5 separate regions of the Homo sapiens genome follow, and all the other regions are linked to region 5. A link is a loop called in an ENCODE intact Hi-C map of the cell type or tissue named here. Cell type or tissue: ascending aorta. All regions are shown on one strand.

Region 1 (5,000 bases), 130 kb after region 5:
CAGTAGTGACCACAGAGGTCCAAGATTCTGCCACAATAGAAGACTATAGTTATGACTTTGCAGTCAGTCAAGCCTGTGCGTAATTCTTGCTTTACCAGCCTGGACTGGTAACTACTTCTCTGAGACTGGATTTTCTCACCTGTAAAATAGAGACAATGAAAGCTATTTCCTTGGGCTATCATAGAATACTTTGCACAGTATTCAATTTGCAAAGCTCCTAGCCCAGTGCCTGGTGCAGGGTAAGTGCCTGATAAATGTCAGTCACTCTTATTGTAGTAATATTTTAATTATCTGGAATTCAGCTCTCCTCTTCGTCATTCTCCTTCACATCCACGAGCAAGATTTCTGTTCTGCTTAAAGGAAAGAGGCCTAGGAGGGAAGAATCAAATGGCAAAAGAAACCCAGACCCAGCTTTCACAGTAGGAGGGTCAGTATTGGCCCTTGAGCTTTCTCCCTCCCCCAGAAGTTATATATCCCTGTGGCTGGATTTTTAAAAATAAACACATGCCATTTCCACAATGGAAAGTTTTCTTTAAAAAAAAAAAAAAGAAAGAAAGTAAAACATTCCCCTGTTGTCTCCCTTGGCCAAAGAGAATTACAAAAGATAAATTAAGCCTTTTACACAGACGCACCAAGTTCCAGCTCTGGGGTTCCACCCTGTCACAGTTCTGGCTTTGTTGGAGGCTCCTGCAGCCCCTGGAGCCCCCTTCTCCACTGCCCGTGGGAGACCCATGGGGGATCCACTGTGGGAATATTGTCTTCTGTTAGAGGAGGGGTGTCCTAACTCCCCAATTTTAGGGCTTTTCTTCTCAGTGGTGCCCCCTTCAGGCAACCAGAGCAACTGCACTTGCTAACCCTGTCCATTTTCATAGCGCCCAACAGATTGCGCATAGACCCCACAGCCTTCCCCACACAGAGGCCCCAGTCAGGAGAAAATACTTGTCTAAGATCAACCAGTAAGTAAATGGCAGAACCAGGACGAGAGGGAGGGTCCCATTTTCTGGCCTAGGAACTTTCTTCCATATCTGCCACCCTCTTCCCCATTGAAGAACACGCTCAGAAAAGCTGACATCAACTTGGTGGTCTGGGGTGTGATGAGGAAAGCTCTGAACTTGCAGTCAGAAGCTCTGTCTGCTTGCTGTTTGCCCTCTGTGTTAACTCCACGGTTCTGAGTGTCTCAAGTCTCATTGGCAAAATGGGAATAATGAGGTCTACCTCATGGGGTTGTTGGGAGCCTGAATGGCCTAGGAAGTAGGAAGGACTCCATACATAGTTTCAAATTCAAATGCACAAAGTCATCATTGTGTTTCATGGAAGGATGTGTTTTGGTGTCTTTTAATTACATGATTAATTTACTTGGCTTTTTGGAATTTTCCAGTTTTTTTTTCTCAATGAGCATACATTGTTTCTTTAATAATAGAAAGTTCTTTTAATTTTAAATAAAGTATAAACAAGCCCGGCGCGGTGGTTTGCACCGGTAATCCCAGCACTTTGGGAGGCCAAGGCAGGTGGATCGCCTGAGGTTGGGAGTTTGAGACCAGCCTGGCCAGAATGGTGAAACCCCATCTCTATTAAAAATACAAAAGTTAGCTGGGTGTGGTGGCAGATGCCTGTTATCTCAGCTACTTGGGAAACTGAGGCAGGAGAATCGCTTGAACCAGGGAGGCGGAGGTTGCAGTGAGCCGAGGTCACACCACTGCACTTCAGCCTGGGCAACAGAGCGAGACTCCGTCTCAAAAACAAAAAACAAAACAAAAAAACCCCAAAAAACATAAACAAGAGGGTCTGTGCTTCTCAACTCCTTCTTTAGCACTATTCCCGTCAGTGCAGGAAAAGAAGTGATTGGGATCCAGTCTCTCATATCGGGCCGCACAGACACCACCTGCCTCACCTGGTGCCATGGCTTGGACTCTTGAGGAGGCGGACTCTGGGACAGAGATTTGCATGCAGGGGATATACTGGGGAACATGGGAAGGCCTGGGCAGAGGATGAAGTTTAATTGTAGTGCGGTAGCAAGAGAGGTCTCAGCCAACCCTGAGGGGAGCTTGTAGCTGGGATGCCCTTCAGAGTTGGCCTGGATTGAGCTCAACTCTGGCTCTCTGTGTAAACACTGGCTGTCTGTGTCTATACCCCAGCATGAGTCCTAAGGTGCAGGCTACCCCAGGGGGGAGCGTGGTCTTGTGTGCAGCTGATCCCTTTAGCTATGTGTGAGCCATCAGCAGCTGTCACCCTACCGCAGAGGGACTCTGGGTGGTACATTCCAGCACCCACTATACCGAGATTCAAGCTGGCCCTGCAGGAGGCAGCAGGAGCAGAAGCTGACTCTTGACGAAAAGGCCCCAGTCCCTGCCCGAGCTCTGACCCATGTGCACACACCTGACTTCTTGCTGTCACATAGGTGGCCACAGAAACCAGGAAACTTAGAAACGAGGCATTTCACCAGCTGCATCTAAGCTCTTCCCTTCCCCACTTTCCCCATCAGAGCCCAGACACTTCATCCACAGGGCACCTGGGGAGGCAGGCACACAGCTACCCACCTGAGGAAATCTAACCCTCTTGCCACAGGACCTTAAAAGAGATGTATGTTGAGCATCTTCTCAAATGCTCAGGAGCACTGCATCTCTACAGGAAAGTCTGCCTCTCCACACCTCTGGCTCCTTCCAGGAACTCTGTGGGGAGTAGCCCTCCACCTTCTATCTGTCACACCTGGGGCAGGCATCTCTCTATACAGCCATTTTCATGGGCTGCCTAGACTTGGAAGTAGCTCACAAGTATTTTGAGTGAATCAGTTAGAATGTTTTGGATTACAAGTAATAGAAAGCCTGACCCAAACTAGTTGCTGAATTGGATTTTTTGTTTTATTTTGTTTTTAGCAATGGGGTCTCACTGTGTTGCCCAGGCTTGACAAACTCCTAGGTTCAAGTGATTCTCCCACATCACTCTCTCAAGTATCTGGAACTATATGCCTGTACCTCCTAGGACTTCAGCCTGGCTTGCTGAATTTGACCCTGGGAGGTATAGCCTGGAGCTGCTGACAGCCATCTTACCCCAACTTGAAAATGAAGACAACAGGAAGAGAGTAGGGCTGAGAAATGGACCAAGACTGCTCCCTAGTGACAATTTGAAATCCTGGAACAAGCTGCACCTGAAGCTAGAGCTATGTTGGGCTTTTTAGGAGTATGGTCTAATGAATTCTCTTTTGGCTCAAGCCTGATGAGTTGGGTTTTCAGTCACTGGCAACCCCAAGAGTCCTAACAATAGGGTGGGCAGTCGACTTACCTCCACCCCCACCTTGCCTGACCTAAAAACTCCTGATGTGTTTTGTGTGAGGCTCGGACTTTCAACGAGAAAGCTGTTTCCCTGCCAAATGCTTCTGCTTGGGGGTGCTGAAACATGGGGCCTGTTAAGAAGGAAAAACCAGTTGTCCATAATGGGTCAAAGTCATACTGTCAGGCAATCTCTTCCTCCTAGGTAGGAACATGGTCATTACCATGAAATGCTGGAGAAGGAGGTGCTCCAAAGGGAGGCAGAAGAGAACGGCAGGCAAGGTCCCCCCTTATGAAGGCATCAGCGGGGAGCTATGTATGGGTCATTCCCTGGGGAAACTGGCCTGGCTGTTGGGAATGTTTCCCAGGAGAATGCACAGCTCTGCTGCACATTCCCACTCAGGCCCTTCCTCAAATGGCTAAATAAACCGAAGGGCTTTGCTACGTATTTTTCATTCCACATACTATTTGCTCTGCCTGCCTGCCCCAGACAGCCAAGTTTAACCCAACAGAGACGTTCTTCTTACAGAATTCAAATGTATCCCGTAACTCGAGGCACCACATGTCAACTGTCACACTGTGTAGCTTTGTGCCCAATTCAGCAGATATTTCTGAACATCTTCAGCCAGGCCCAGGTTTGGTCAGGCCCTCTGTGAGCAATGATGTGAGTTAGATGCAGCTCCTGTTTCTCAAGGAGCTCAGAGTTGGGGGAAGTAGGATGTGAAAGAAACGAACTGTTACACAAGGTGGAGAGAAGTAAGGGCAAGTGAGAATTGGGGTGGGAGCCCTGTGTTTTCAGAATCTCGGGGAAAGGGGTGTGTGGGGAGGTAGGGCTGACAGGATTCACGGTGAGGGGTGGCTTGGGGCTTACCCTTCGAGGGTGAGAGTTTCACTCTGGGGAGAGGGTGGAAGACTTCTGGGCTGAGAGGCAGTGGGAGCTGAGACGCAGAATGATCCAAAGCCACATGTTCATCCCTTCTTCCATCTTCCTCTGGCCATGTTTCCACCACTGGGTTTCTGCCTCTCAAACTCAAAGGGGATTGTGAAAACATCATACTCAAGGGGCGAAGGGTTGAAACTGAGCCTTCATGGGTCACATTATGGCCCTTCTCCCTAATTAAGTTCTTGTGTTTTTGGTTAGGGTTCTTCTTTCTTTGAGCCAATCTGACAAGCTCAAAGCGAAGCCAAGAATTACATACCTTTATAGTAGCATGATTTATAATCCTTTGGGTATATACCCAGTAATGGGATCGCTGGGTAAAATGGTATTTCTAGTTCTAGATCCTTGAGGAATCGCCACACTGTCTTCCACAGTGGTTGAACTAGTTTACATTTCCAATGACAGTGTAAAAGTGTTCCTATTTCTCCACATCCTCTCCAGCATCTGTTGTTTCCTGACTTTTTAATGATCGCCATTCTAACTGGGGTGAGATGGTATCTCATTGTGGTTTTGATTTGCATTTCTCTGATTGCCAGTGATGATGAGCATTTTTTCATGTGTCTCTTGGCTGCATAAATGTCTTCTTTTGAGAAGTGTCTCTTCATATCCTTTGCCCACTTTTTGATGGGATTGTTTGATTTTTTCTTGTAAATTTGTTTAAGTTCTTTGTAGATTCTGGATATTAGCCATTTGTCAGATGGGTAGACTGCAAAAATTTTCTCCCATTCTGTAGGTTGCCTGTTCCCTCTGATGGTAGTTTCTTTTGCTGCGCAGAAGCTCTTTGGTTTAAGTAG
Region 2 (5,000 bases), 270 kb after region 5:
ACTTTATACAATTTTTACAAAAACATGTGACCATGTGGACCCATTATTGCTAGGGCCACCCCCAGAGCCTTGTGAGGCTCCAGTGCACCGAAGGGCCCCCAGGCTGAAGCTTCATCAGCTTCCGACGGCTCCACCCCTGCTGGGGACCATCACTCTTCACTGCACACTTTGTCTGGCTGGCTTCTGCTGCAGTGTAAATGTCACCTCCTCCTGACCCCTAGCCTAAAGTAGGCATATGCTGTTCTCTATCAAAGAACCTAGGTTTTGCCTGCGTGGTATTTTTCACAATTTGTAGCTATATCCTTGTGTATTTATTGTTTGATGTCTGTCTCTCCCACCAGACTGTTGTTCCCCAGAAGGCAGGGACCACATCTGTCTTGTCCACCATGGGTTTCCAAAACCTAGTGCCTATTAAGCCCCCATCCATAATGACAGGGTGAGTAAAAGGTGCGCCGCTTCATGATTCTGAGTTACACTTTGTAAGTGGCAGAGTAGGTGCTGGATGAGCTGCTCCCTCATCACCCGCCTCTGCTGAGCCATCTCCTCTCAACAGGAAAAGCTAACTGCCTGCTAAGTCCACGCACGCACAAAGATACAAAAACCTAAAATAAAACAACAGAAAGGAGGAAACGATACCAGGGATATCATGGGGAATCATCTATGGAACACCATCCCTTTATAATGTTTATTAGAAATATGAAAAATATCATACAAAATAGAGAAACATAAGAGCAGTGCTTCTGAACAAATCAATCGGGAAGTTCTGGAAGGCTCAAAAGTAAGCAAGACGGAGACACAGGGTGGAATGGGTTAAACCCACTATGCACACATGAAACACACTACATGATATAAACATTTCTTAGAAATATGAAATTCAGCTGGAAAATAGATTGGCCAAAGGCATAAGAAAGAGGAAGAAAGAGAGTGAAAGAGAGGGAGAGTGAAAGGGAGAAAGCAATCATTAAGAACTCAAAATTTAGCAAAATGAGAAAAGTTACCTAAAAGACTCATGATTCTCAGCCTGAGCTCATACCAGTCTGTCCTGTCTGCAGTGTGGCACATGTGAGGAACAGAACTTTCAGGCTTGTCATCAGCCTGACAATGCTCGTGTGGAGTTGGTTTTGGGCCTGGCACGGGAGTGGGGAGGCCACCAACCCTCATGCCACTCCACAGAAAGGCCTCCTGGGGCCTCAACTCTGCTCACTGGGAACTCTCACTCCCAGAGGGGAATCCAGGAGTCCAGGAGCAGAGAGCTGATATTCCTCCTGTCCCCAGGCCTGTTTCCATGGTGACAGCGACCCTCACGCTGTGAACACCAAGAAGGGAAGCCAGATCACAGGTCCTTGGAAGCAGAGCAAGCTCTCCCTCCTGGGGGCCTCCTTGCCAGCTCCTCTCAGCCCCAGCCCCCAGCCCCCAGCCCCCAGCACGGAAGTCCTTTGTCTCTAGCTGTGTCTGTAACTGCCTTGCTGCCCCTCGGCCTCCCCTCCAGCCCCCCTTCTCTGTCTGCCGAGTAGCACATGTTCTCCCGCCTCCTGATTGATCTACTCAGGGAGAATGGGGGGAAACGACTCTTTAATTAATCTCCTGCCTTAATTAATTATTGTAATGGCTTTCAACTTGGGGGGAACGAGGGCCACAATGTACTTAACATGTTTTTATGTCGACGAACACATTTTCTACTTTGCAGAGAAAGAAGAGGCCTGTTTTGGGTTTGGGGCTGCGGAGTGATTTATAAAGGGCATTAACACCAGAGGACTCCTGCTGCGGACTCATGGGTTGGCTTTCTCTGGTGACCAACTTTCACCCTCCACCTCTCCCTCTCCCTTCGAGCTCCCCCAGTCTGCCCACCTCTCATTCCTCCCTTTCCGGTACTTCTCCCTCTTCTAACCTACCTCTTTTGCCTGGATTCACTTTGCTCGTTATTCCCACCTCACCCTCTCACTCTCACTCTTTCTCCAAAGACCCTTAAGGAAAATGGCCGCCGAGCAGAAGCTCTGAGGGTTGGCGTGCATTGGCGGCATGGAACAAGTCAGGGGCCTGGAAGGACACTGTGGGCAGAAAAGGTGGGCACCGGGTCAGCTTTGGCCTGTTTCTCTGTGGTGACCACTCACGCACCCTATGAAAGGCGGAGAAGGTTACCAGGAATACCTCGTATAAATAAAATGCTTTCCAGGCCTCAGTGGCCCTGGGTGTGAAGCCCTTTGGAGAAGGCTTCAGGTTCGCCGTGAGTGGGGAAAACGCTGTCTGGGCTAGCGGAATTTCTGGAGAGAAGAAGAAGAAGTAAAGAAGAAAAACAGTCCCACAAATCACTCCTCAGTGAGGTGAGAGTATCCACGGCAACCCGCCCAGGGCTGAGCACCAAGGAGGCAGGAGATGTACCGTCACCATGGAAACCACATCCTAGAAACTCACTGGTATTGGTCCCTGTTTGCCTCTGCAGATGAGGTGCTGGGGGTGGGGGCTAGACCTGCAGGGTCCCTGGAGGAACTGGGACGAGGTGAGCGTGAGGAAAGAGATAAGAAGGGGCAGGAGAGATGAGCGAGGGGAGAGGACAGGAAGGAGAGATGGAGAGAGCGCAGGAAAGGTGAAGGGAGGAGGGGAAGTTCCCAGGAATGAGACAGCCTCTCTCAGGGGCATCCTGAGCTCTCTGGCCCTTCCCCAGCAGGGGACGAAGTGCCCTGTGCCAAGCGAGGGGGTGTGCCGGGGAGCTGAGCCAGGTGAAAAGGCCTGAGCTGAGGCCCAGGCTGAGTCTTGCTGTTGGAGAGAGGCACCCACCCATCCTGGCTGCTTTTATTCCATCTCTGGTTATCATCTAGTCAAGATGAGTAAATGGAGCACACCTGGGCGCCCATTCACTGCCCACACTGCAACCTTCCAAAGGGTCTGGGACCAGAGGAACCCAATGTGCGGTCTCCAGTCCCTCCCCTGCCCCTGGGTGCCCACGCACAAGCATGCCCGGGCGGGAGGGTGATTGGAAGCTGAGCTCCAAAGCTGGCCTCTTGCCCTAATTACACCCAGATCCCGGGTTGCCATTCTCTTTTTCTGGAAATTAAGTGGCAGCTGGGTGCCTAGCGCCACCTTCTGGCAGCCATGATCAGAAATGGCTGGTCCCAGCAGGACCTCCACAGCAGAGCCAGGGATCCGCTCTTCAAGCCAGGCGTCAAACTAGGACCCTCCACCAAACGCCCTTCGGATGGCCTGTGGGCCAGATGAACTGTTCAGTCAAAGAAGCCACAGAGCGCATCCAGTTTAGAGAACCAGCACCAGCTCTGACACTGATGGGCTGTGTGATCTTGGCAAGCCCGTTGCCTCACTGGCCTTCAGTGTCCCATCTGTGCAACAGAGGCTTGGGCCAAATTGCCCAGCAGAGGTCTGAGTGCCTTGACTCCAGCCAGAATCTAGTCCCTACCTGGGGTATTCTGTGGAGTCTGAGGGGAGAAGCTAGAACCCCTCCTCCAGTGTCCCTCAGAACCGCTCCATGGCCCGGGGGCTCTGTAAGCCCCACATGGTTCAAGGGGGCCCAGCACAGGCGGGTATCAGTTTCCTATCACCTTCCCCTTATCAGGCAGGCCCCGCCAAGAAGCGGGCAGAAATGGAAGCCGCAGGACACACAGCACCCACTGCAAGGCATGCCCCTGCCCTCCTCCTAGACCACGGCAGCCCCACCTGCCCTCCTCTGTAGTCTGAAAGAACCCCTGGACCACAAGGCTCCTAGAAATCGGCTAGAGGAGGAGGAGCACTGGAGAACTGGCATTCTCCCAGTTGATGCTGGCACCTCCTGCCCTTCCTCCATTTTCTGCAGGTGAAGCCCCACTTCAGGACAAGGGGCCAAGTGTACGATGCTTCCTCAGCACCTGTGACTGAGCACACGGCTACTGAGCTGCCTGCTGGCAATCAAGGGAGCCAGCCAGGGCTGCAGGAGGGGGGTCTAGAGGGGACTGTGGTCACCCTGGTGTCCTGGAAAGTCACTAGGTAAGTGAATAGAGGTTCTGAGTTGGAGAGCCAAGTTCAAATCACAGCTTTCCGTTAGTAGTTCCACAATCTCATGATGTCTTCTCATCTGCTAGTTGAAGAAAATGGCAGAATCTTCCTCTCAGCGTTCTGCTGAGGATTAAGCAAGGTCATGTATGTACAGCCCTTAGCAGCACTCATCGTCACAGACTCCAATTCAGAAGATTCCAGATTTGGGCCAGGCCAACTCTGACTCATCCCAATATTAAGAGCATGTTTAAAGTACAATCTTGAGTGTTCCTTCCATCAGTAACTACTTATTGAGCACCTACTACATGCCAAGCACTGCGGTGGACCGCAGGACTAGAACAACAAAGAAGACAGACACGAGGCCAGATTTCATGGAGCTTCTCACCTGGTGGGAGGCAAGGGAGAGTCGTGAATAAACATCAAACAAGGACACAAAGAATGAGTTTCTCTGCATTGTGATGAGGAAGCAAAGACGCCAAGGGAGCATATGACCAGGAAGCTGACCTCGTCTGGGTGGTCACGGATGATTTGTCTTCACCTCTTTCTTCTTCCTGCTGATGGGAATGACAGCACGATGGCTGGAGCTTTGCAGCCATCTTGAACGATGAGGCACAGGTGCTGGATGAGGGGCCTGCATTCCTGATAACCTTGTGAAGGTACCTAAGCCCCCTCTGTATTCTCTACTCCTAACTTACAGGGAGAAAATGACTTTTATATTGTCTAAAGATGGTGTTGTTTTCACTGAACTGCTGAAGTGGAGTTAGTGTTGCACACACCGCCTCTTCATTAGACTGTAAGAACCTTGGGGGAAGATGGAGGGCAGCACCCAGCACAGGGCCTTCCTATAGAAGGGAGTCTCAGTGGCTATTTGTGGAATTCGCTGATTAAGCAGGAAGGAGTTGAGAGGAGACAGAAGAATCACTGGACAGACAAATCAAGGGACAAGAAGCTTGAACCATTTCTAGAGACGTCTGAGGACGGAGCCGAAAGAAGGTGAGACAGAGACTCAGCAGCCAAGG
Region 3 (5,000 bases), 230 kb after region 5:
GTCAAAATGGCTTTTATAATGGACCTACTCTCCTGATAACTAACCCAGCCCCATGATAACCCATTAATCCATTAACACCTTTATCCATGAATGGATTCATGAAGGCAGAGCCTTCATGACACAATCACCTCTTAAAGGCCCCACCTCTCAATCCTGTTACATTGGGGATCAAGTTTCAACATGAGTTTCAGAAGGGACAAACATTCAAACCATAGCAGGAGTAGACGGGCAAGGAGGTGGGACTGAGGCTCTTTGAGCTCCTTTATCGGGTCCCTTATCCGCACCAATGTTGCAAAATGTTTCACAGATCAGGCTTCCTTCATGCCCTTGAAACTGCCCTGCAACCTCTTGCAGGTCCACCTGAGGCACCATGATGTCCCGGCACCCCATGTAGATGCGGAGAAGTGGCCAAGGCATGGGCATGGGCAGGACTACTAAGCCATTAGACAACAATCTCCAAAGTCTTTTCCTTCCTCCACCCATAGCTTGTTCTAGGAGAAGAAGGGAAAGTCTGTCTTAGCTGAGTCTCCTTGTCCACTTTTTCCCTTTCTCCTGGTGAAATTCCAGGAGCTGTGGACACTGGGGTTCCAGTCCCAGCCAGCCTCCTCTCTGGGTCTCCATGAGAAAATGAGACTGCCAGAATGGAGATCCCTGAGGGCCTTCCAGAGCTGAGATCCTAAATCACCACCTGCTGAAGCCGGATGTCATCACTGAAAATGGACGTGGAGCCTGCTTTGATCTTCCAAGGCATGTGGGATAGGCTCCCAGAGCTGGGCCAATGGTGTGGCTGGCTGGGCAGGAGGATAGTCTGGTAGGGAGACAGTTTAAATGGAAGCCTTCCAAATGTTCAGAGCCCCAGTCATGCCAGCCAGCTCCCAGGCACAAGTCTGGGACAGGATGGAGGAGGGATAAGAGTTAAGAAGCCCCAGGACATGGTTCAGCCAGGGGCTCAGAAGTGGATCAGCTGTGCCTCTGGACTAGTCTCTGGGCTGGACATGGTGGGGCTGGGGCAGGAGGACAAGGGCAGGCAAAGTGCAAGAGTGGGCAAGTGCTTCTGGGTTTTCTGGGCACTTAGAAGGTCTGGGAGCCCAGAGAGTTCACGCAGACAGGCAGACACACACACATTCACATGTTTGTGTGTGTGCATGTCTTCAGGTTTCACGGTCAACAAAAGCCTTTCCAGGGAAGAAGCCAGAGCTAGAGCAGAGATGGGCTCTAACCTAAGGCTAAGGTTCAGCGGGGGCCACCAGGACCACCAAGCTGGCTGTTAAAATATTCAAATACTTCAGTACCAGGGGTAGATAGCTGCAGTCCCAAGCTCCTGGAGCATCCCCTACTCTCACCACACCCTATTACTCTGCTCCCAGCATCCCAAGGCTTTCCCACAGCCCTGCTACCAAAGGGCAGGCACCAGGCTCAGCAGGGATGGCTGCCCCAGGACCCCATTCCAATGCCATGTCTGAATTTCTGCTGACTGTCCAGGGCCTGAGTGTTACCGGAGGGTACAACATGTGGGAGCCTCCCTGCTCCCCCCAGGGCTTCTCCCATCCCAGCTGTCCCTTTCTTTGCTTTCATCACACCCCTCTTAGCTGCAGGAGGAATTCTGGGTACAAGGAGAGAAGTAGAGAGGCCCAGAAGGCTGTCTGTTCCCACTGAAGTCTTGAGGTCCTGTTGCCAAGGTCAGACACTCAGGAGCTTCTCCAGAGGCTGCAGCTGGGCTGCAGGGGCCAACAGGTCTCTCCTGTGCTCAAGCCATGTGTTCCCCTCCATGCCCCCTCACCCAACTGCCCAAGAAATCCATCCCCCTCCAGCTAACATTTGATGAGTATTCCACACCGGCTCAGCCCCAACAGCAGCGTGGCAGCCCCTCCCTGCCACTGCTGGGAAACCAGGAAAGGGTTTTAATCTCAGAAACAGTCAAGGTGGGGAAGGGGAGTGGGGGGCAGCCGGGAGGGCCATATGGAACCTGTTTGAGGAGCTGGGTCAGAGCCCAGCTACACCTCCACGCACCAGGGCACCAGGCCAGCTGTTGGCTTTGCCTGCTCAGCTCTGGCCAGAAAGGGAAAGGAGCGTGGGAGAACAGACAGGCAGGCCGTGTGGGGACAAGCGTGTGCTACGTGTGTGCACAGAGCTGCTGTCCTTTAGGCCAAAACATGCTGGCTGGCTGCCCAGTGGCTGGACAGGGGGTAGGCGTCAGAAGGCTGGCAGCTCAGCAATGTGCTGGGGTTGTAGGGGTCAACAGAGTAGCATTTCAGGTCTCCTCAAGGAAGTGGCAGGGACATGTCTGGGAGCACCACGCACTACTCTTGGTCAGCCTCACAATTTCCCCAGCTGGGCTCCTGCTGGAGGTGGTTCTGGAAACCCCCAGAAACTACCATTCAGTCTCCACTTTGGCTCCCAGGCCTGCGCACACTGCCAATCCTCTGCCTGTCTGTCTGCCCATCACATACCCAGTCCCACACCCGATGGCCTACCCAACCCCAAATGGTCGGGGTGACGTCATGATGAATCTGGCTAAATATTTGACTACACCGCTCGGACTTCACCTTGCCGCACTAAACTTGGGACTGATCCAGAGTTTAGATTGACCTTGCTGGATTTTGGACCGACCTCACCAAATTTCCGACCAACCACCCCAGTACATGCGAAGCCTGAACTTCTGTCTAGACTCCCAGGACTTTGAGATGAACTGACGGAGTTTCTGATTGATTTTGCAGAAGTTTTCACAGAACTTAACTGAAAATAATGTGGCCTGGCTTTCCTGAATTTTCATCTCACCTGACAGGTTTGACTGAAAAGTTGTAACCTATTTTACTGATTGTTATTTTAAAAACTAAGCTTCTTGGCCAGACGCAGTGACTCATGCCCGTCATCCCACCACTTTGTGAGGCCGAGACAGGAAAATTGTGTGAGCACAGGAGTTTGAGACCAGCCTGAGCAACATAGTGAGACCCTGTCTCTACAAAAAAAAAAAAATTAGCTTGTGTGGTGGTGCACGCCTGTGGTCCCAGCTACTCAGGAAGCTAAGGTGGGAGGATCATTTGGGCTCAGGAGTTTGAGGCCACAATGAGCAGTGATGGTGATTGTGCCACTGCACTCCAGCCTGGGTGACACAGCAAGACCCTTTCTCAAAACCAAACAAAACAAAACAAAAAACTAAATTTCTTGAGTGTTTGAGCTTTCCAAATTCTTTTACCCTGAATTGGCCAGATGAGGAGGTGCCCTCAGACCCAGACTAAATCAGGAAATCGTCAAGGAGGCTGAAGGGCTGTCCCTAGGCACAGGGCTGAACGGTCAGCACTGAGCCCCTGTCTGACATAAAGTCTCACACAGAGCCAGCACTTCTCACCTGGAGAGGGGATGGGGCGAGACAGAGGTGCGATTGGTTCCTTATCCCTCTTATGACACCTTCCAATATTCTTGCATCTATTTATTCCTTGCTGCCTCCACAAGCATTCTCTGCCTTCCTTCTCCTTGTTTCCAGCATTCCCCCAGCTCTTGGACTCAGGAGTTCCAGGAAACAATGCTCTTGAGTCAGTCCGCCCTGAGTAGCTTCCTGCTAAGGAGTCATATAAAACAGCTTCAAAGCGAGGGCTCTGGGCTCAGCCTGCCTGGACTTGGAGCTCAGCCCTGCCTGTTCCCCTGTTCCAGCTGTATGATCCTGGACATGTTAATGAATTTTTCTGAACTTTGGTCTCTTCACCCCCAACACGGGCAGAATTCCACTGCTTAGCTCTGGGGTTAGTTTTCATGTTTTCAGCAAGAATACTAACGACACTTAAAGCTTGTTGAGCACTCACTCTGAGCCAGGCACTGTCCTGGGCTGTACACAGCCTGAGACCCTCACTGAATCCCCGTCACAGCTCACAGGCTAGGAAGGGGCAGGCCCAGGCTATTCCAACAGGGCAGAGGCCTTGCCCTCAGCCACTCTGCACTCCTGCCTCCTGGGCTTACCCCTGATAGAGGCCGGGGCGGGGAGGGGAGTGGTTGGCTAGCATTCCCTTCCTCGTCATCATAATTATAATACTGTCATGACTGGCCTGTTTCTTGTTGGAAGAACTGGGCTGATCTCTGGGTTGTGTTTTGATGAGGCATTTGTTATTTGATAGTGTGACTTTATCTTCTTTTAGGAACACTGGAAAGCAAGGGCTATCCCCCGGAGCCCTGGATATTTTCTTTTCTTTTTTTTTTTTTTCGCTCTGTCGCCCGGGCTGGAGTACAGTGGTGCAATCTCAGCTCACTGCAAGCTCCGCCTCCCAGGTTCAAGAGATTCTCCAGCCTCAGCCTCCCGAGTAGCTGGGATTACAGGCACCCGCCACTGCAACTGGCTAATTTGTATATGTTTAGGAGAGACGGGGTTTCACCATCTTGGCCAGACTGGTCTCAAACTCCTGACTTCGTTATCCACCTGCCTCAGCCTCCCAAAGTGCTGGGATTACAGGTGTGAGCCACTGCACCTGGCCATCGCTGGATATTTTCAAACCCACGAGGGGTATCAGAGCCATGGGGCTAGTTCAGTTCTTTGGGACTTTTGTCAATCTGCTCACATCTAGTCTGACTTTGCCACATGAACCTCTTGGGTTTTTTTACTGGCAACTTAATGGGAACCAGATTTGCAAAGCATTCATCAGTCCATGGCACTGGTATTTGCCAGGCTGTAGGCTGTAAGCTAAGGACAATGACAGCAGAGAAACCAGGTCCTATTCCTGGTTTCTTTGAGCAACTCCTTTGAGCAACCTTGAGCAACTCCTGTGGCAGCACTGGTCTTGCTTGTCTTCCCCAGGGAGGGAGAAAAGGCAGGCATTTGGGAGGATGTTTGAGGTAAGAGCAATAGCTGTTTATTCCTCTCTGTAAGGTAAGGTCTTTCATGGGAGAGTTGGTAAGCGGTGCTGTGGGCTGCCATTTTCAGCAGCATCTGACTTATGTCCCTGCATTGTTCTATTTGTGTCCTGCCTCGGCAAATGCCTCCACTCCCCTTCATCTTCCCTCTTCCTTGCCTT
Region 4 (5,000 bases), 180 kb after region 5:
TGCTTGCGTGTATTGGTGCATGCCTCTGTGTGTGTGTGCATGTTCACACACGCCTCTGTGTGTACATATGTGTGTGTATGTTGGTGCATGCTTCTGTGTGTGAGTGTGTGTGCATGTGTTGGTGCCTGCCTCTGTGTGTGTGTGTGTGAGTGTGCATGCTGCATGCACTCATGCAGTCGTGTTTGTATTTGGTCTCAAAGGCAGATCCGAGAGCTTTGGATTTATCTGTCTGTCCTGCACCCTTTGTAGCACCCAATTGTTTGCATAATAACAAAGAGACAACAGGAACGCCCATCATTTATTTCACCTTCCCTTTGACTGGGAAGATGAAGGAAGAGAAAAACATGACTTTTTCTTGCAATTTTCCTGAGAAGAAACCCGGGCACAGAGAGATTATGTGAGCTGTCTAAAGTCAGCCAGTGAGTCAGAACTAAATCTAGCCCTGGAAGCCAAATGTCTGGAGTCCCTACTGGGCAGTTCCCAACAGAGGGTGGGGTTCAAAGTTTGCTGTTGGCCCCTCCCTGTAGCTCTCTCTCCTGCTCCTGGGCGTCCCAAGGGCTGTCCTCCCTCTCTGCTTCTCAGGGGGTTCTAGGAAGAGGGGGATTGGCCAGCAAGCTGGGGGCTGCTCCGTGTCCTCTGCAATGAGCTGCCCTGCAGGACCTCACAGAGCGGGAATGTTCCACAGCCCTCAGCCTTCCTGAGAAGGCCAATAGGCCTGACTGGTGACCTGGTCCCTTAAAAGGACAGCTGATATCCCTGGAAGCCAGACCACAGTCCCCAGGGCAGGGCACCCAGGGGATCCTGGATCTTTCCTTCCAGAAAAGGTCACACCCCTGCTACCCAGTGTGCTCTAGAGCAGTGGTCCCCAACCTTTTGGCACCAGGGATCAGTTTCATGTAAGACAATTTTTCCATAGACGGGGTGGGGGGTTGGGGGGTGATGGTTTCCGGATGAAACTGTTCTACCTCAGATCATCAGGCATTAGATTCTCTCTGGGCCTCAGTTGAGAGTCCTCTTCTCCAGAAAACACAGTGCCCAGAAGGAGAGATGAGCCCCAGGCATGAGGGGAGACACCTTCCCTCAACCACATTCTGTGCCTCAGTTTCCCTCTCTGGAAACAGAGCTGCTTTTTCTTGACATTTTCCTGGTGGAGAGGCTGAATGCTCTGGAAATGAATCATGGCAGAGCCTGGAGATCTGTCTCTGTCTCCAACTACACCCCAGCCACACTGCCTTTCAGTTCCTCCAACTCACCAAGCTCTTGCCCACCTCGGGGCTTTGACCATGCTGTTCCTCCTGCCAAAATGCTCTGTTCTTCTTCTCCTAGCTAAGTCCTGCTCATCCCTCAGGTGTCCCCGAGGGAAAAAGTATTGTGGAGAGGCAAAGCCTGGAATGAGCTCCCAGCCCCAACGTGAGATGGGAGGGATGAGGAGGATGGGACAAACAAGAGCAAGAAGGAAGACAGTCTGGGAGGGCAGGTCCTGGGTCCATGGGAAGGAGGCAGCCCAGACGGCAGGGAGAGCACTTGAATCTAGATATCCTGGATCCTCCATGACCACCACCCCAGGCCAGAAGATGACCTTGAGGCCCAGGGCCGGCATCGGGAAGGAGCGGGGCTGTGGCATCTGTCTGTGCCTGTCACACTGTGAACTCTACCTCTGGGCCTTTGTTCAGCCTGTTCCTCCCTGGAATGCCACCACCTTGTCTCTACTTGTAAATCCAGCACATTGCTCAGGGCCAGACCCCGAGTTCCTCTGTCCCCAGTCACCCTGGCACGGCTGCCTCAGGCCAAGGCTGGCTGCCCTAGTCCTGCCTTTCTGTGGGTGGGGACACGATTTCATTCAGCTCCTTATTCCCCCCCGCCCCAACAGGCCCTCTATCCCTCCCCTCTGCCGCCCTCTCCCTGCCAACCCCAGGCCTGGCACAGAGCAGGTGTTTAGTTGATAGTTGCTGACCAGAATGAGAAGGTCATCGCCGCGCAGCTGAGCCAGGCTTGGACTCTGATGCCTCAAGTGGCAGAACCATGCCCATGGCCTGAATGAGCAGACGGGCACAGGTGGGGTCCAGAGAGAGGAGGGCCCTGGTTCTCTCTCCATCCACATCCCTTCCCTAAGTCCCCTCTGGAGGGAGAGAACATCTCTGCAGTCTGCTCTCCTGTCCGCCCCGGCCTGTCTCACCTTGTCTCACTCTCAGTCCTCCTGGGGGACTTCCCTGCCCCTCCCCTCACTCCTGTGGATTTCCTTCTTAACTAGCATTGCAATGCTGTCACTCCCTTGTCCCAAGCGCTCCGCGGTTCCTGATGGCCTCTGTCTGGGGACATTCAGGCCCCAGGTGCGCTGGCCCCACCCACCTCTCTGGCCACACACCTGGGTGGCCTCCTGCGTGCTCTGCCGTCTCTCCCTCAGCTGCACCATGGGTTTGGGAGCCTCCTTCTTCCTGCATGCACTGAAGCTCCCTTTCTCCAACGGAGAAGTCACCCACCCTTGTAGAGTCACTCAATGTCACCCGCTCAGAGAAACCACCTCCCTCAGGGCCTCCAGGCATTTCTATCAAGACACCTGTGTGAGGGGTCCTGGGGTTACGCGTGTGCGTCCCTCTCCCCTGCTCCTCTCAGGAAGGAAACCTCGTCTTCTTCCCCTGTGTCTGCGGCCCTGCCCCAGAGCATGGCTGCTCTAGGCCTCAAAACATGCCTGTGGAGGGGGCGGGCCAGGGCCTGCTCCTCTGGGGGCTCAGAGCTGGGGAAGGTTCCCCACTCCCATTCCTGGCAGGGTGGGGGCTGGCTGGTGAGTGTTCTCACGGGCTGGGTGGCTGATGTCTGGCTGCTCTGGAGAGCCAGCTGGGCTGAAGGAAGGGGAGAGCTCAGAGCCTGGATACCTGCTATGGGTGAGGGGGCACGGAAAGTGAGGCTCCAGGCTCTGAGGACTTCCACAGGATCTGGGGAGAAAGGGTGGGAAGCAGGGGAGGCAGTGGCTAGGCCTGGTCATCATCACAGCCAGAGCCCTGAGTGCAGAGTCTCCCAGTGGCCCTGTAGTTCCAGGCCCCAGAGCTTCCCCACCACACCCCCTCCACCATCACTACCACCACTGGCTCTGGGGGTCCCTGGCTCAGCCTGCAAGGCCCAGGATGGAGGGAGGGAGGGAGGGCACCAGGCAGGGACACCAAGCCCAACTCCTTCTACTGCCTATGTAAACAGATGACTTAAAGGCTTAGGAACAGAAAAATAAATAGCCCTGCTGGCCACAGCTGGCCTCAGCCACAGGGAGCTCACTTTTCCTTCAGGAAGCAGCCTCTGGTCTCAGAAGCCCTGGGAGACTTGGCAGCAGCTGCCCACCGGCCCGGGAGGAGGGCCTGGCTTGCCTTCCTAGTGGATCCTTTCCCCAAGTTCCAAACACAGGAAAAGGGACGCTGCCCAGAAACCCATTTTCTCTATGCAAAATGCCCCCATATGCAAATGTAATATTTGAAAGAAGGGCATGGTGGGGTTGGTCCCAAAAACCACTGGGGGTCACTCATGGGATGGAGCGGGGCTGTTCAGAGGTGACCTGCATGGGCTTCTGTGTGAGCCTGGCACTGCCACCGGCTTGCTGGGTGAGACTGGGCCATGACATCACCTCCCTGTGCTTCAGTGGCCTGGAGAAGGGGGACGGTAATGGTACCTGCCCCACAGGGTTGTTGTCAGGGTTAAATGAGATAATACATGCAAAATGCAGAACAGCACCTGGCATGTGGTGAGTGCTCAACAAGTGGTAGCTATCGTGTGAACGTTACCTGGCTGCCGCCCTGGGGATCTGACTCCCACTTAAGGAGGCCAACCAGCTGGGGGAGTGAAGTCCCCAGGCCACACTCCCACCCCCAGCTTTGTGCCAACACCGCCCTGAATCACTGGCCGCAATCTACCCTGCCCTTTAGCATGAGCCCCGGCCATCCACCCAGATGTCTATTCTCTGCTGACACCCGGCATCAGCTTTGAAAACATCTGCATAGCGCATCTTGGCTCTCTCTGCACAGTCCAGATGTTTGGGCAGCGTGAGGACTTGCCTTTCCGGCCTCCCCCAGGAGTAGGGTGGGGGCGCTCAGCATGTTGGGGCAAACATCTGTGACTGCAGGGAGCCCAGCCTTCACCTTCCCTAAAGCAGGCCTCCCGAGCAGGGGCCCTCTGCGTGGGAAGGGAGCTGAAGACAGTCACCCAGCCTCTGTTCCAGAGGACTGCTGGCTGCAGGCTAGCCCTGGCCCTGGTCCTGCTGGGCACTGCAGAACATGAAAGCCAGCTGACCTTACTGGGAGGCAGGCCAGGGGGACACTCAAGGCTGGTGGGGACAGGGAAGGACATGGGGATCTCTGCAGACCTGAAGCCTGGGGTTGGGCAGTGAGGAGTCCTGGGTCCTAGTCCTGGCTGGCCTAGGCAACTGCTGTGTGACCTTGGACAGGCCACTCTCCCTCTCTCAGCCTCAGTTACTGAATTGGAACAGTAAGGGGGTTGGACTAGATCAGGTTACAAAGTCTATCCAGCGTCAGAACCGCTAGAGAGTCTGCTAGATCTCAGTCCCCCACCTCAGTTGCCATCATCACAGAGATTCTGATTTACCAAGTCTGGGGTGGGACATGATAATTTTTCACAAAGGCCCCTAAGGCATGCCTCAAGGTGTGGGAGCCACTGGCCCAGATGATGTGTAAGAACCTGCTGACCTTCTGGTGGCCTCTGTGTGATGTCCCCTGGCCCTGCTTCTCACAGTCACTCCGGAAGGCTAACGTCAGCCTGCTCTGGCCTTCAGACAAACCCAGGAGTGAGCCGAGAGCTTCAGACACAGTTAGGTTAGGTGGTATCAGCAGGACGTGTGCATGCAAAGGGAGGCACGTGTGTCCGAGTGGCCTTGGGTGTGTGGCAGCTAAGGGGCGTGTGCTTCTCTGCATGGGTGGGGAGTATGAGTGCCTCTGTCTAGGAGTGTGTCTCCTAAAAAGCGACAGTTGCTGAAATGGCCCAGGAAGTCCCTCTTGCCTGTC
Region 5 (5,000 bases):
TACAGGTCACAGAGCAGGAAAGGCCCCCAGACAGAGAGGCTTACCTAGTGGAATGCAAGTTCAGCAAGAGAAGTGACTGGCCCAAGATCTACCTACCACCCTGTGGTTGAGCTGTACCTGGAACTTGGGCTGTGGGACGGGACCAGGGGCAGGAGCCACCCATTGGCTGCTTACCTACTGCACACCTTCCCTCTGGTCCCTGCCTGGGACTTCTTGCCTCATTTTCACTCCAGCAGCTTTGCTAGGATGATACCTTCTGGCTGAGCCAGACAGGAGCTCTCTTCTCTTTTCATCTGGGGTTCCTTTCCCTTCCAAGTCCTCTGGGTCTAACTCTCCCCAAGGGCATGTGTCCCTGCCCATTTATCTGCACCCCATTTCTGACCCTACTTGTCCAGAGGCACAGGTAGGGTCACCTGTCCATTGTTGCTCCTCTGGGACAGCATGGGGTCGCTCTACCATCGTGGCACTGCCCTATCTTTATGTTCAACATCTTTACTTCTCCAGAAAAATGCCAAGTCTATGACAGTAAGGTGAGATCAGGAAGAAGGACACACCACAAGGAGGTGGAGTTGGAGATGACAGCCAGGGACAAGTGGGAGGCCAAGAGCAGGTGAGTCAGGACTATCATCGGCTACATCAGGGGAGTGGGGAGGGCAGCTCCTGGCTCTGGGAGTTGAATCCTATGCAGTGCCTGAGCACGAAGCCCCAGCTGGGGCCCGGGATGGTGTCCAGCAACAGGTGACTGCAGCCAGCCTGCTGCCACTTCCTCCATCTGAAGGCCAGCGCTGTGGATGGGCAACACAGAGTGTGACAATCCTGCTCCCGGCCCAGCTGCCCCATTGGGTGTGACTGCTGTGGCTGCCAGGCCAGGCTGCAGTTCCCATAGGCTTAAAGGCAGAGGGGATCTGGTGTTCTCTGGCTTCCTTCTCAGCTGTCCACACTCTCCCTTTCCTGCCATCTTACAGGAGGTCCTCGTCCATCCTTCTCCTTACCAAGGCTAGAGGACTTCCACCCTCTTCCTCCGTGATGGGTCTTCCATGCAAGTGTCCAGTTAAGCTTCTTAACACACAGGCTGGATAGCGAGACCCCTGCCTTAAAACATCCTTGGCCTGCTGTTGACAGTAGGAAAAGGACCAGGTTCCTGAGCATGACGTTCTGACCCCTGCTTCCTTCCTAGCCTCATCACCTGATATCATGTCATGATATCACTAGTTTCTGTGTCCTGCTAGTTTCTGTGTCCCTGAAAACACTACCCATTTCCACGGTCTGTCTTTCTTCCATTTCAACTTAAAACCCTATTCATCATTTGGAGTCTTGGTTGATAGAGCACCCAGTTCTTGTCTGGTGCCCTGGGCTGAGCTGCCCTCGCACACTGACTCCTGCACCCCTATGGACCACAGACCTGAGGGCCTCTGAGTAGAGAGGGGCTCTGCCCTGTTTTCAGCCTGCAGAGGCTGTTTGATGGGAGTGGGGCCCTTTTATCTCTTCTATGAAGCTTTTTGCTATCCCCTATAACTCAGCGCTGCATCCTCAATGCGACAGGGACCACTTAGCGTTTGTAATCGGCACACACAAATTTATGTCTGCCTGAGATGGCTTCACTTTTATCCTCTTTGGGCCAAGTCTCTAAATTCTACAGAAGGCCTAGAATCTTTAGTTCCCAATGCCAGAGCCCTCTCTCAGCATGACCCCACCAGTGACCCCTGAACCATAGGTGGGATGGCAGAGCTAAATTCAGGAAGTTACCATGGCTGAAAATCTAGAGCCCAAGGCTTGCTCTAGACACTAACTTCCTTCTTGTGGGACTGAGAGAGAAGGGCACAGCCACTTACTGCAGCTGCCATGTGTCTGCACTGGACTGAAAAGCTTTACAACCTTCCTCTCTTCCATCTCCAACAATCCCTTCCAATGTGGGAGTGGACGTTATTCTTGCTTCACAAGTAAGCTAACTGCGGCTCACAGAGGACAGGTATGATTGCCAAGGTCATGCAGCCTAGGGCTTTGGATAGTCTGTTGTCTGTTATGCCAAGGTACTTATTTCTCTTGGCCAACCCAAGTATCAGATGGACTGATGTTCCGTCTGCTTCCACCAAACAGCCTTTGCAGGCTGAAAGCGGAGCAGAGCCCCTCTTTGCTTGGTGGGGGTCCTTAGGTCTGTGGCCCATCATAGGGGTGCAGGGGTCAGAGTGTGGGGGCCGCTCAGCGCAGGATGCCCAGAAAAGCTCACTGCCTGTGTGCACAGCCGCTCTGTGGCCAGCAGAGGGCGTGACAGTACCTCATCTGAAGTCTGGCTACTCCCGCCACAGCGGTCTCCAAGCCCTCTCAGTAGTACCAGCTGAGGGCTCCTGTCATTCTTTCCTTTGGAGGGTCCCCTGCTAGCATTCTGAATGACCAGACCAGTTTGACTCAGTACAGAGGCCCCCACAGTCCTCTGGTGTGGGTGCAGGTGGGAGGTCAGCTTGGGAGTCCTTGACTATTCAGAGGCCCCCGTCATCCCTCTCTTCTACTTTCTCTGTCTTTTCTCTTGCTTTCCCTCAATGCCTCTGCCCTCTTCTTCCCACCTCCATTTCGAGGAGCTGGGCTGGCAGTGCAGGTGACCACAGATAAGCCACTTTCTCCCACTGGTCCAGGGTTCTTGGTTGCAAAGTGCGGTTAGATCAGATACCTCCCATCCACTGGTGCTCCTGTCTCTTCCCACCCACCCCAGCCCTTTCTCTGCTCCCCTGCACAGCCCTTTGGAAGGAGAGAGGCCAAAGCTGGGGAGGTGCCATTTGGCTTGGTTGGCAGCTCCAGAAAAAGGCTCTGTGGGGTGGGGAGGGACTCTTAGCTTTGGTTAAAAATGCAGCTCTAGGAGGGGTCTCAGTGGGTCCCTGCTCTCCCTTCCTCCTGCCCAGAGGGGTGCTCCTGCAGGGAGGAGGTGGTGTCTGCTTCAAGCTTGTCTCTGGGCTTCTGTCTCCAATCCTGGAAGAAACTGTGCAGAGCAAAACCCCGGAGCGTGAGAGTCTCCAGGCTAATTGGGGTTGTCCTCAGCCCCTGTTGATGTGAGTGTGTAAAGACACAATCAGGTACTCAGGGGAAATCAGAGCCCCAGGAGCCTCCTCGGGAGGCAGCCCTCCTTGTTAGGGTGGCTGACCTTCGCCCCTTCCCTCCTCTCTGGGTCAATTCTCTTAATTTCGCAAGTGACCCGGGCTTCCTTGATCCCCATGGCAGGGCCTCCCTCCCTCCCACCCCCTTGCTTGGCAGGAAGCAGGGGCGCCCCCACTGGCCTCCCCCAGCTGACCTCGCTCTGCCGCTCACTCCACTCTCATTAGGCTCACTCCCTGGGGCTTGTCTCCAGGGACCTGCCCCTGCCTGACCTCTGAACTGGGGAATGGCTTCTCCTAAAGCCAAAAACATTGGTTCCTGGATGATGGGGAGGTGAGAGTCATTATCAAGGACTCCAGCGTCGTCGCTGTGGCTGGGGCCCATGTGCAGGAGGCAGGAGGCGGGGGAGGGGGAGGGCGTGGTTATTGCCCGAGGAGGACAGTGGCCCACCTCTGTTCAGAGGACTGTTCCTTGGGGCATGTCTTTGTGTGAGCCTGTCTAAGGGCTCCTTCTTTTCTAATTCCCCTCCTAGGTTTTCCTATTTAAAAAGTGTATTAGTAATTGTGCTCAGTTTCCATCCACTCACTCATCACTGTCTTGGTTTTTGGAGGGCCTGGCTCACTCAGTCCAGCAAAGCCCACAGGCCTCAATTCACCTCCTCTATCTCTGCCCCCTCTTGTCTCCCCAGAAGGGACTCAGAAGTTCCCCTGGGGGCTCTCAGCCGCCTTACTTGGGCTGGGGAAGTGGGTGCTCTGAGCCTTACAAAAGGTCTTGGCCACGTGCATGGTGTGATGGCAGAAGCTGTGACTCCTGGGCCAACATCCAGCCACCCCTCTGCAAGGCTGGCTTTTTAACCTCAGTGCCAAGAACCAATGCAGGAAGGGATGGATTGTAGTCATTGTGGCTGAGAAGGCTCTAGGGGAGCACAAGTGGGTAGAGAGGCGTTTGCTTTGAATGACCTTGAAGGCCTGTCCCATCCCTGATTTTGAGGCTGCCACTCAGACTCCCCAGCTGGGCACTGCACCTGAGCACCACACAGCATTGATAGGTCCTCTGTTCTGGTCCAAGATTCCAGGTGGGAGGATGCATCCTTTACAGAGATGATAGAATGGAAGTGAGCTCCTTGGAGCATAAACCAGCCAAGCTCTGCTCCTGTGGGAGTGGCCTCTTAATTGGCGATTTACTGTTTGTTGAACAAGCTGGGCAGGGACTTGGCAAGAAAGCACAGTCTAGAGGAAGGAAGGGGGCTTTACGGTCAGCTCCCAGCCAAGGTCAGGCCAGGGAAGCACGGGGAAGTAAATGAAGTTCTCTAAGATTAGGCCTGGTTTCTGCTGCAGCCAGGTCTGGGTTGGAAGGCCCTGAGCAAATGCATCTGGTGGCACAGGCTCTTTGTTCTCTGTAAGGGAGGAGGAAGGCCCGCCTGAGAGTGTGGGGAGTTTGCGGGGAGGGGTGGGGGTGGGGGGCGGTCGGTGGACAGCTCAAGCCTCAAGCCTGGACCAGGGTCTTTTCCCTAGGCCAGAAAAGCCAGGTGTGGAGGGCTAACGGTTTTCTCCCTATAAAGAGTTCCCAGGTCTTCCTTCCGGGAAAAAGGCAGCTCAGTTCCTGCTTCCCTGCTACAGCCATCTTCCACACCAGAGAGGACCGGAACCGCGGAAATCCTAGTTCCTCCTGTAATTAGGGCCGGCAGGAAGTGATCCGGGGAATTACCGGGGTCGGGTGCCCCATTGAAGGCCAGGGCTTTGGAAGGGCAGCTGGCTTATAATCTCAATTTGAGATCGGTTGATTTTGTAGTTAGTTCCAAAAAGAAAAGTCAGCTCTAATTAATCTTGGACTTTGGAGTGCATGAAAAACAAAGCCCAGAGTGCTCAGGGTGGGGGCTGGGGTCGCTTTAGTCTCCACAAGGTCTCAGATCAGAG

What was found. Hi-C counts contacts between places; a loop is a spot of excess contacts. Peaks named below come from ENCODE experiments on the same cell type or tissue, not always from the same donor. Only the 100,000 strongest peaks of a DNase experiment are listed, where the experiment ranks them.
Region 1: a loop joins it to region 5, with 5 times the contacts of the local background. A loop is called at or near these places in 49 of 110 quality-filtered maps.
Region 2: a loop joins it to region 5, with 10 times the contacts of the local background. A loop is called at or near these places in 86 of 110 quality-filtered maps.
Region 3: it touches region 5 in a loop (2.5-fold over the local background); 33 of 110 quality-filtered maps call a loop at or near these places.
Region 4: it touches region 5 in a loop (2.9-fold over the local background); 17 of 110 quality-filtered maps call a loop at or near these places.

What each region holds. Positions count from the first base shown.
Region 1 is chr10:69,785,081-69,790,080 of GRCh38, reverse strand. No RefSeq gene overlaps it. Among named protein-coding and RNA genes, the nearest start is that of COL13A1, 14 kb to the left of the region's middle. In ascending aorta, CTCF peaks have their summits at 822 (motif pointing left) and 3,095 (motif pointing left); a DNase peak (open chromatin) is centred at 3,080; H3K27ac peaks cover 3,811 bases.
Region 2 is chr10:69,642,813-69,647,812 of GRCh38, reverse strand. No RefSeq gene overlaps it. Among named protein-coding and RNA genes, the nearest start is that of FAM241B, 15 kb to the right of the region's middle. In ascending aorta, a CTCF peak has its summit at 3,065 (motif pointing left); a DNase peak (open chromatin) is centred at 3,051.
Region 3 is chr10:69,683,468-69,688,467 of GRCh38, reverse strand. LINC02651 (long intergenic non-protein coding RNA 2651) reads right to left here and starts at 4,019. Exons shown (of 3, transcript XR_946038.3): 1 at 3,350-4,019. RefSeq lists an enhancer at 2,112-2,612. In ascending aorta, no CTCF peak of the experiment used is centred here; DNase peaks (open chromatin) are centred at 2,137, 3,577 and 3,967; H3K27ac peaks cover 2,457 bases.
Region 4 is chr10:69,729,627-69,734,626 of GRCh38, reverse strand. No RefSeq gene overlaps it. Among named protein-coding and RNA genes, the nearest start is that of LINC02651, 48 kb to the right of the region's middle. RefSeq lists an enhancer at 1,802-2,456. In ascending aorta, CTCF peaks have their summits at 2,014 and 3,206; DNase peaks (open chromatin) are centred at 573, 1,856, 3,256 and 4,214; H3K27ac peaks cover 5,000 bases.
Region 5 is chr10:69,912,094-69,917,093 of GRCh38, reverse strand. All of the region lies in intron 17 of COL13A1 (collagen type XIII alpha 1 chain), which reads right to left. Among named protein-coding and RNA genes, the nearest start is that of LINC02636, 95 kb to the left of the region's middle. RefSeq lists enhancers at 1-535, 2,335-2,384 and a silencer at 2,185-2,274. In ascending aorta, a CTCF peak has its summit at 2,250 (motif pointing right); a DNase peak (open chromatin) is centred at 2,273; H3K27ac peaks cover 1,884 bases.